Linked DNA regions of Homo sapiens: region 1 is linked to region 2. Evidence: read pairs that join two places in POLR2A ChIA-PET (ENCODE). Cell type or tissue: PC-9. All regions are shown on one strand.

Evidence for each region. ChIA-PET counts read pairs that join two places held together with the same protein. Peaks named below come from ENCODE experiments on the same cell type or tissue, not always from the same donor. Only the 100,000 strongest peaks of a DNase experiment are listed, where the experiment ranks them.
Region 1: POLR2A ChIA-PET joins it to region 2 with 11 read pairs; 2 of 35 experiments call an interaction of 5 or more read pairs at or near these places.

Annotation. Positions count from the first base shown.
Region 1 is chr17:32,203,705-32,208,704 of GRCh38, reverse strand. RHOT1 (ras homolog family member T1) reads right to left here. Exons shown (of 20, transcript NM_001033566.3): 16 at 4,732-4,815; 17 at 1,676-1,795; 18 at 396-598. Among named protein-coding and RNA genes, the nearest start is that of RHBDL3, 60 kb to the left of the region's middle. In PC-9, CTCF peaks have their summits at 4,788 and 4,991; a DNase peak (open chromatin) is centred at 2,504; H3K4me3 peaks cover 239 bases; H3K27ac peaks cover 1,832 bases.
Region 2 is chr17:31,962,374-31,967,373 of GRCh38, reverse strand. It overlaps SUZ12 (SUZ12 polycomb repressive complex 2 subunit), which reads right to left. Exons shown (of 16, transcript NM_015355.4): 5 at 1,178-1,227. It also overlaps the pseudogene RNA5SP437. Among named protein-coding and RNA genes, the nearest start is that of SUZ12, 28 kb to the right of the region's middle. In PC-9, no CTCF peak of the experiment used is centred here; no DNase peak of the experiment used is centred here.

The sequences.
Region 1 (5,000 bases), 240 kb before region 2:
ACTTCATATACCTAAGGTCAAAAACAGAAAAATATAAACTTTCTGTTCATATGAAAATGCTTTATAAGCATAAAACAACATGATGCCAAACCCATTTTATTCCAGTAAAACTATTTTTTAATGCTGGGTGGGGGGTTGTGTTTTATTGTACTATTCTATTAAGATAGTTACAGCCTGCTCAAAAATATACAGATATTGTCAGAAGCACTGTTTATATCATTTTATTATGGCATTCAAACCAAACTTGCATTTACTCAAATTTGTACCTTCTCATTACAAAGTATCTTTCTGTTGCTGAACAATTCCTATGTGACAAAGATATTCCCTTCATGGCTAATAATGGCATGCAATGTTATGAACCATGCAACATGAAAATGAAGACAGCAAGTACTTACGGATACATGGCCATTGTTGTCAATTTAACAAAGATATCCTTACTGGGGGCATCAGCAGTATTGCAAGTGAAGGCTTGTGGTGGAGGCATTTTGTGTTTCCTGCAGAAATCAGTAGGTGAAATACTGTATTCTTGTTTAACTTCATGCAGGTCTGACTTTGCAGCTACGATTAAGCAAGGTATTCTGCTGTCCATAAAGTGTTGCTATGGAATAAAAAATGAAATCAAAATCTGATAACAAGTTCAAAAATTACTATTTAATTAAATGTGAACCAAGCATTTCCTCCAGATGGGCAAAGCAACAGTAGTTTCAAAGCGAAAAAGTGAACCAAAAGGCAAAGATTGGCAGTGGTCTAGGTAAATCTCATATAATAAATAAGATCCAGATCACTTTTCCAATGCTGATGACAAAACAGACCTATACTGATTCCTTAGATTTATTACAATTAAAAAAAACATGTAATTAAAAACACACATTAAACACACATATTTTGAAATATAAAGAAATCCACCTAAATTCTTTTATAAAAACTACTTTCATTTTTTAATATCACCTCTAGTCCTTGAGCACATGCATTTTTATGTGTGTCTGTATAGTCGCAGTCATGCTGGACATAACCACTTAAAAATGTAATACTGTGTCCTCCATATTCTTCAGAATTCAAAACTATTTTTAATTTTACATTTATTGTTTTTATTTTTTAATTTAAATATTGCCTAACATTCCACTAGATTATTTTATCTTACTTCAGTAAATCATCGTCCATTGTTAGCCATCTTGATTATTTCCAGTTTTTTCCTGTTAAAAACAATGCTAGAATAAACACCTTTGTACATATAGCTTTTTACTCCTATTGAATCTTATTGATAATCCCTAAGTGACTGATAGACTTTCTAAGCTTCAGATTTATCCCTTTCCTCTGGCTGTTATTCTTGGTATATTTGGCAATATATAATCCATATGTACTACTCTTTTTTTTCATCAGAGAGAAGGCAGACATATGTAACTTTTAACAGCTGGGAAGAGCTTGCATTAATGTAAAAGTTCTCAATCAGGAATGCACCTCACAATCACATGTCGAAAACTTTCAGAAATATGTATGTCTGAGACTCTACCACTTTAGAACAAAACCAGAACCTTCAGGAATAGGGTAAAGATGTATGTATTTTTAAAATACACATGATTTTGTTGCATTTTTGTGGTTAGGAAACACCACACTGCAATTCCATAAAAAGTCCATATGAAGTTACATTCAGTCATAGTCTGTAGGAGCAACAAACCTTAAAAATCCTGGCACAGTATTCAAAGGATTTGGGATTGCTGACATCATATACCAGGCATACAACATCACAAATGATTTCAGCTTCAGTTAGAAATTCCGATTCTGAGATATCATGCAACTTGTAAAAGAAAAAGATAATGAAAAATATAAGTATCATAATATTGATATATTAAGTCATGATAGCTTATTACTTCCTTCCCTGGACTTCCTAAGTTTAAAAGTACTGGTTAAGCATAACTTTTCAGGCCAGTTTTAAAAGTAGAAAGTATAGACAAGGCTGGGCGCGGTGGCTCACGCTTGTAATCCCAGCACTTTGGGAGGCCGAGGTGGGCGGATCACAAGGTCAGGAGTTCGAGACCAGCATGGCCAACATAGTGAAACCCTGCCTATACTAAAAATACAAAACAAATTAGCCAGGTGTGGTGGCGGGTGCCTGTAGTCCCAGCTACTAGGGAGGCTGAGGCAGGAGAATGGCATGAACCCGGGAGGCGGAGCTCGCAGTGAGCAGAGATTGCGCCACTGCACTCCAGCCTGGGCGACAGAGCAAGACTCAGTCTCAAAAAAAAAAAAAAAAAAAAAAAAAAAAGAAAGTATAGACAAATAAGTATCTTCTGATTCTGCAGACTAAAAATGGTGATTAAGATTCTGTGGAAGCTTAGCCAGGTGCAGTGACGTGTGCCTGTAGTCCCAGCTACTGGGGAGGCTAAGGCAGGAGAATCGCTTGAGCCTGGAAAGCAGAGGTTACAGTGAGCCGAGATCACGCCGCTGCATTCCAGCCTGGGTGACAAAAGTGAAACCTTGTCTCAAAAAAAAAAAAAAAAAAAAAAAAAAAAAAGATTCTATGGAAGCTAGTATTAGTGAGTGACTAATGTGTGGGGGCAGGCCCTCTACATGCATTGTTTACATTCTGCAGATAAGGAGACGGGCTAGAAAGATTAAGTCAGCTGCCCATGGTACACATCTAAGAAGTTATCAAATCAAAATTTAAACTCAGATATGATTCTCAAATCTATTTTCTTTCTACCACACCTTTTCTCCCCACTAATCAAAAACAAAAAGCAAATGACTCTTTACAGTAAGGTCATTTTTGTTCTGTTTCACTGCCACTCTTCGGTGCTTATTATAAAATTTCTTAAATATTCCATCTATGCTATAATGATCTCCAACAAGAGTAAAATTCAGGGGTGGGCACTGTGGCTCACACCTGTAATCCCAGCACTTTGGGAGACTGAGGTGGGCAGATCGCTTGAGCCCAGGAGTTTGAGACCAGCCCGGGACAGGGTTTCTCCACGTTGGTCAGGCTAGGGTGATCCACCCGCCTCGGCCTCCCAAAGTGCTGGGATTAGAGGCATGAGCCACCACACCTGGCCCATATAACCCTCCTTCTACTGTATTTCATAGTGTCTTTTCAGCTCTTCTTTTGTACTTTTTTTATTGTTTGTTTGATTTTATTGCTCCTTGCAGAGCAGGGCTAACCCATAGGCAGTGTGCCTAGAGTAGCCTATACATTTTTAAGGCTAACATATTTGTTAAATACTCCCTTCCCTGCTAAATAAACTTGATTCAGATTACAGATAAACTACCAAGCACTAGCAGGGTTTTCATATTAATTTCTAGTCAATAGTACAGGAAATATTTTTTTAAAAAAATAGAAGTATGCAGCCATAAATAAAGAATGAGTTCATGTCCTTTGCAGGGACATGGATGAAACTGGAAGCCGTCATTCTCAGCAAACTAACACAGGAACAGAAAACCAAACACTGCATGTTCTCACTCATAAGTGTGGGAGTTGAACAATGAGAACACATGGACACAGGGAGGGGAACATCACACACAGGGGCCTGTCAGGGGGTGAGGGGCAAGGGGAGGGAGAGCATTAGGACAAATACCTAATGCATGCGGGTCTTAAAACCTAGATGATGGGTTGACCTATGCAACAAACCTGCACATGTATCCCAGAACTTAAAGTAAAATTTAAAAAAAAAAAAATAGAAGTAGAAGAAAGTAAAAGGGGAGTTCAGTTTTTTCGACTTTTTTTTTTTTTTGAGACGGAGTCTCACTTTGTTGCCCAGGCTGGAGTGCAGTGGCACAATCTTGGCTCACTACAACCTCCGCCTCCCAGGTTCAAGTGATTCTCCTGCCTCAGCCTCCTAAGTACCTGGGATTACAGGCACGTGCCACCACGCCCAGCTAATTTTTGTACTTTTAGTAGACAGGGTTTCACTAGGGCCAGGCTGGTCTCGAACTCCTGACCTCAGGTGATCCACCTGACTCAGCCTCCCAAAGTGTTGGGATTACAGGCGTGAGCCACCATGCCTAACCCATTTTTCTCAACTTTCTTATTGTGGTATAGCTAACATACAATTAAGTGTACCAACTTAATTTTTTTTTTAATTTTTTTAAATGATGAATTTTTATTTATATCTAAACCTATGTAATCATCACATGATAAAAATACTTAAAATTCTTTTTTTTTTTTTTTTTCTGGAGATGGAGTTTCGCTCTTGTTGCCCAGGCAGGCATTATCTTGGCTCACCACAACCTCCACCTCCTGGGTTCAAGCGATTCTCTTGCCTCAGCCTCCCGAGTAGCTGGGATTACAGGCATGAACCACCATGCCCGGCTAATTTTGTATTTTTAGTAGAGACGGGGTTTCTCCATGTTGGTCAGGCTGGTCTCAAACTCCCGACCTCAGGTGATCCGCCCGCCTTGGCCTCCCAAAGTGCTGGGATTACAGGCGTGAGCCACCACGCCTAGCCAAAAGACTTAAAATTCTAATGAATAAACCAGATGAAAAAAAATAAAATCAAGCTTGGCATGGTGGCACATGCCTGCAGTCCCAGCTCCTTGGGAGGCTGAAGTGGGAGATCCCTCGAGCCCAAGAGCTCGCCAGGGCAACATAGTGAGACCGTGTCTCTAAAAAAAATTAAATAAAAAAAAAATCACACAGAAGTTCTACAGAGAGTCATTCAATTGAAGCCAATTTGTTTTCAAAGAGTCATTTAAAAATGTACCCAATAATTAGTAATTTTTGTATGCCACAGAATTTCTTACCAACAAGTATTTCTCTTGTCCATATACATAAACAGTGTTAATCGCATAGTAGGATTTATGATCTTCACGAATTTTCTTCTGCCTCTGAAAACAGAACCGAAAATCTCAATATCTGCAGTAACTAGTTTTCAACAATATACAAACATCTCTGTGTATATGTGCAGGTGTGTTATAAATAAAAGGGCATTCTTCCCTACACTGTGTACTATTTATCAGTACAAAGGAGATATTGATTTTATGTTTCTTAGTTCTTAAGACCTAAAATAAAA
Region 2 (5,000 bases):
CCCGGCCCACCAGGACTCATTTTCAATCTTTGTTTCTTACTAAACGATACCAAGACAACCAACCTGGCATGTTTCTAATAATGGTTTTATTCCATTGCATAATAAAAAGATATGCCATATACACAGACTTATGATGGATAAGCTGATAAGTGATTTTCCCTTTTTTTTTTTTTTTGAGATGGAGTCTCGCTCTGTCGCCCAGGCTGGAGTGCAGTAACGCAATCTCAGCTCATTGCAACCTCCGACTCTCAGGTTCAAGTGATTCTTCTGCCTAAGTCTCCCAAGTAACTGGGACTACAGGCACCCACCACCACGCCTGGCTAATGTTTATATTTTTAGTAGAGATGGGGTTTCATCATATTGGCCAGCTGAACTCCTGAACTCCTGAACATCCTGAACTCCTGACCTCATGATACACCCGCCTCAGCCTCCCAAAATGTTGGGATTACAGGCGTGAGCCACTGCGCCTGGCCGTATTTTTCCATTTTTAAAACAACTCTAATTCTTTCCAGCATGCTTTGAGCTTTTACTGGAGTAATATACCATATAATTTCCTTTGAATAATATCTAAAATATTAATATATGCCATTGGTAATAGTGGTTATTTCAGTTGTTTTACTGTGTTTTTTTAAAACATGATACAGTATCATTAATTCAAAATGTTTATGCATAAAAGGTTCTACTGAGGAGATTCTTTACCTATTGAAGTTCTAAGACAATTTGTTAAAATCTTCATCATTAGCCAGGCGTGGTGGCTCACGCCCCCTTGGGAGGCCAAGGCGGGTGGATCACGAGGTCAGGAGTTCAAGACCAGCCTGGCCAGCATGGTGAGACCCTGTCTCTACTAAAAATACAAAAAATTAGCCAGGCATGGGGCACGTGCCTGTAATCCCAGCTACTCAGGAGGCTGAGGCAGGAGAATCGCTTGAACCCGGGAGGTGGAGGCTGCAGTCAGCCAAGATCATAACATTGCACTCCAGCCTTCACTCTGCACCCCCATCCACCAAAAACAAATTTCATCATTAGCCTTCATACCTTAAAGTTCAAAAACATCAGAACCAACATATTTTCCATTAAACTTAATTTTATAAATTTACACTCAGAAGCCCCACTTTTTTTACATTCACAAAGGTATCTTGCTATTAAAATGCCACTTTATTTACTTTTAAATACATACCATTTTTGTGGAAGAAACCAGTAAACGTAAGCTGCAAATGAGCTGACAAGCTAAAAAAAAAAAAAAGGAAATATTTTATCATTGTAATGCTCTGTAGTAAAATAACCTAGACTTTAAAATATAACATTGAAATCAAAGTTACTTCAACCAATTTATAAATATTTGTACTCAACTGTTATTCAGGCCCATGACTCTATGCTTTCCCTGTTAAATATGACATCCAAAAGTGTGTCTATACACCTAACAAAAAATAAACAACAAAAAACCCCTCACAACTCACAAAAAGTAAGAACAAAACCACAAAAACACCAGACCAAGGCAGAAAAAAATCAGACTACCAAGTTGGAGGCCAGGTAATTTACTGTGTTTTAGTGTTCTACCTATAAAATGACAGCAGGTATGCCTTCCTATCTTTAAAAAGGAATTTTGGAGGGTTTTTGGAATTCTTTTTTTGTTTTGTTTTAATGACGCTTTAGTCAATGACTTCATCAAAAGGAAATTTTGAAAAGCGTAGCTAAATCCATGCAAAAAAATTTGAATATTTTGAAGCTATGGAAATTCAACCTTCCCAATAAATGATACAGAACCATTACTTTATACTTCAAATAGCAATGAAATACACAATTACAAATCTGGTATAGATCTATAATTTACTGTTTCAATATATCATTTTCACTGTTAGTTTTAGAAGCTATGGAAAAGCAAAAGCAAGCATGAACTAGAACTAGTGCTCCTTCTATTTTCACAAACATCTATTAACAATAGAAAAAAACAATAAGCATGGGATAAAATAAACAGAAGCATCAATAAGCTTTTGAAGTACCTTTAAACTGCAAAACACAATACAGTTGTTGATCAGGAGACATTCATAACTCTCCTGAGCATAGTTTCCATAGTGTGACATGTACAGACACCAGATTATGGAGGGCTATACAGAACAGATGGTGGGGAAAGGAAAGCAGTACTGATCCCTTACATAAGGCATTTACTAATGAAATAGTTGCTGGGCACTAAGGACTAGTAAAGGGCATATATATATATTTTTTTTTTAAATGATGGTGACAATCTAGGCATTTTTATAGTCAGATGGGAACAGTTACAGAAAGACATTGTGGCAAGAGAGTACTAAGGAACAAGTAATGACTGGAAATAAGGACATATTATGAAGAGGTTGCCCTGTAAATTTGACCAGGACTCCTCTTTTTCTTTTTTTTGAGATGAAGTTTCGCTCTTCTCGCCCAGGTTGGAGTGCAATGGCGCAATCTTGGCTCACTACAACCTCCGCCTCCCGAGTTCAAGCGATTCTCCTGCCTCAGCCTCCCAAGTAGCTGGGATTATAGGTGTGAGCCACCGAGCCCGACTGGATTCCTCTTTTTCTAAGATAGAGAAATAAGAGGCAAGTAAGAAAGACATTTCCATGGAAGATGGGGGGATATCTCCATCTACTTAGTGAAGTAGGCCATGAAACTGTCTGCTAAAAAAACTACAGTGTGGGCCGGGTGCAGTGCTTCACGTCTGTAATCCTGGCACTTTGGGAGGCCGAGGCAGGGGATCACCAGGTCAGGAGTTCGAGACCAGCCTGGCCAATATGGTGAAACCCAGTCTCTACTAAAAATACAAAAATTAGCTGGGTATGGTGGCACATGGCTGTAGTCTCAGCTACTCAGGAGGCCGAGGCAGGAGAATCGCTTGAACCTAGGAGGCAGAGGTTACAGTGAGCCGAGATTGCGCCATTGCACTCCAGCCTGGGTGACAGGGGGAGACTCAGTCTCAAAAAAAAAAACCTACAGAGTTGGGATTTTGACAGGCATTTCTAGAACAGTAGTACAGAAAGTATGTTCTAGAAAAGTATGTTCTAGAAAGTATGCTAGGGGCTGGGTGCGGTGGCTCACAACTGTAATCCCAGCATTTTGGGAGGCCAAGACAGGAGGATCAAGAGATCAGAAGATGAAGACTATCCTGGCTAACACGGTGAAACCCAATCTCTACTAAAAATACAAATATTAGCCAGGCATGGTGTCGTGTGCCTGTAGTCCCAGCTACTCGGGAGGCAGAGGCAGGAGAATCACTTGAGCCCAGGAGGCAGAGGTTGCAGTCAGCCGAGATTGCACCACTGCACTCCAGCCTGGGCAACAGAGCAAGACTCCGCCTCAAAAAAACAAAAAACAAACAACAAAAAAGTATGCTATCAGTAGAGGACAAAATTATTATGGAAGAGTAGAACTATAAGGGTCCAAGCAGAGTTAGAAAGCAGAGGGCCGGTGCCTATGGCCATACCACCCCGAACGCGCCAAATCTCAAAAGCTAAGCAGGGTTGGGCCTGGTTGGTACTTGGATGGGAGAAAGCAAAAATATAAAGTTAAAAACTAAGAATGGCCGGGCACGGTGGCTCACGCCTGTAATCCCAGCACTTTGGGAGGCCAAGGCGGGTGGATCATGAGATCAGGAGTTCAAGACCAGCCTGGCCAAGATGGTGAAACCCCGTCTCTACTAAAAATACAAAAAAAAATGCCAGGCGTGGTGGCAGGCGCCTGTAATCCCAGCTACTCGGGAGGCTGAGGCAGGAGAATTGCTTGAACTCAAAGGTCAGAGGAATCACTTGAACTCGGAGGGCGGAGGTGGCAGTGACCAAGATCGCACCACTGCACTCCAGCATGGGCGACAGAGTGAGACTCTGTCTCAAAAAACAAAACAAAACAAAAAAAATACCTAAGAACCACCACCACAACTTAAGTATCAGCTGGGCGTGGTGGCTCATGCCTGTAATCCTAGCACTTTGGGAGATGAGGCGGGATGGGAGATGAGGCGGGTGGATCACGAGGTCAGGAGATCAAGAACCATCCTTGCTAACACGGTGAAACCCAATCTCTACTAAAAATACAAAATTAGCCAGGCGTTGTGGCATGCGCCTGTAGTCCCAGCTACTCAGGAGGCTGAGGCAGGAGAATCACTTGAACCCAGGAGGTGGAGGCTGCAGTGAGCCAAGATTGTGCCACTGCACTCCAGCCTGGGCGACAGAGCAAGACTGTCTCAAAAAATAATAATAATAAATAATCGTATACAACAGGAGTCTTAAAAACCTATTCTGTATAAGCAATTCATATATTATAAACATTTTTACATGAATCAGATTTCTACGTGCTATTTTACTAAAAAGACAGCATTATTCTAGAAGAAGTTCCATAAATACTACCTTACATAGCAGAATTAGCTAAAACCCAAAACATAAGTGAAAGAGGAATATTCTACAATTCTCACATTAGAAGATAATCCACCAGTCACAACAAATCTATCCTACTCTTTGTTGCTTCAATTAAAACTACATACTAAGACCAGATTAACTTTCATAAGAATCTACTTTTTATCTATCATTCCTTTCTCCACATCTACTGAGACCCCACCTACCAAATCTTTTGTCTAACTGCTGAAATGGTTCTCATTTCCTGTTCTACGAAAGCCTTACATATGAAATAGAATTGAATTTATAGAGTCAGAAAATCCAAGTTTGAATTCTGGTGCCACTTACTCGCTGCGGTCTGTTATCTATAAAATGAGGATATTTTCTCTCACAGAGAGTGTGAGGCTTAAGATTTTGTTTTTTGCTTTCAGACAGGGTCTCGTTGTGTCACCCAGACTGGTATACAGTGGCACAATCTAGGCTCACTGCAACCTCCAATTTCCAGGCTCAAACGATTCTCCCACCTCAGCCTCCAAGAGTAGCTGAGACTATAGGCATGCACCATCATGCCTGGCTAATTTTTACATGTTTGTGGAGTCAGGATTTTGCCATGTTACCCAGGCTGGTCTCAAACTCCTGAGATCA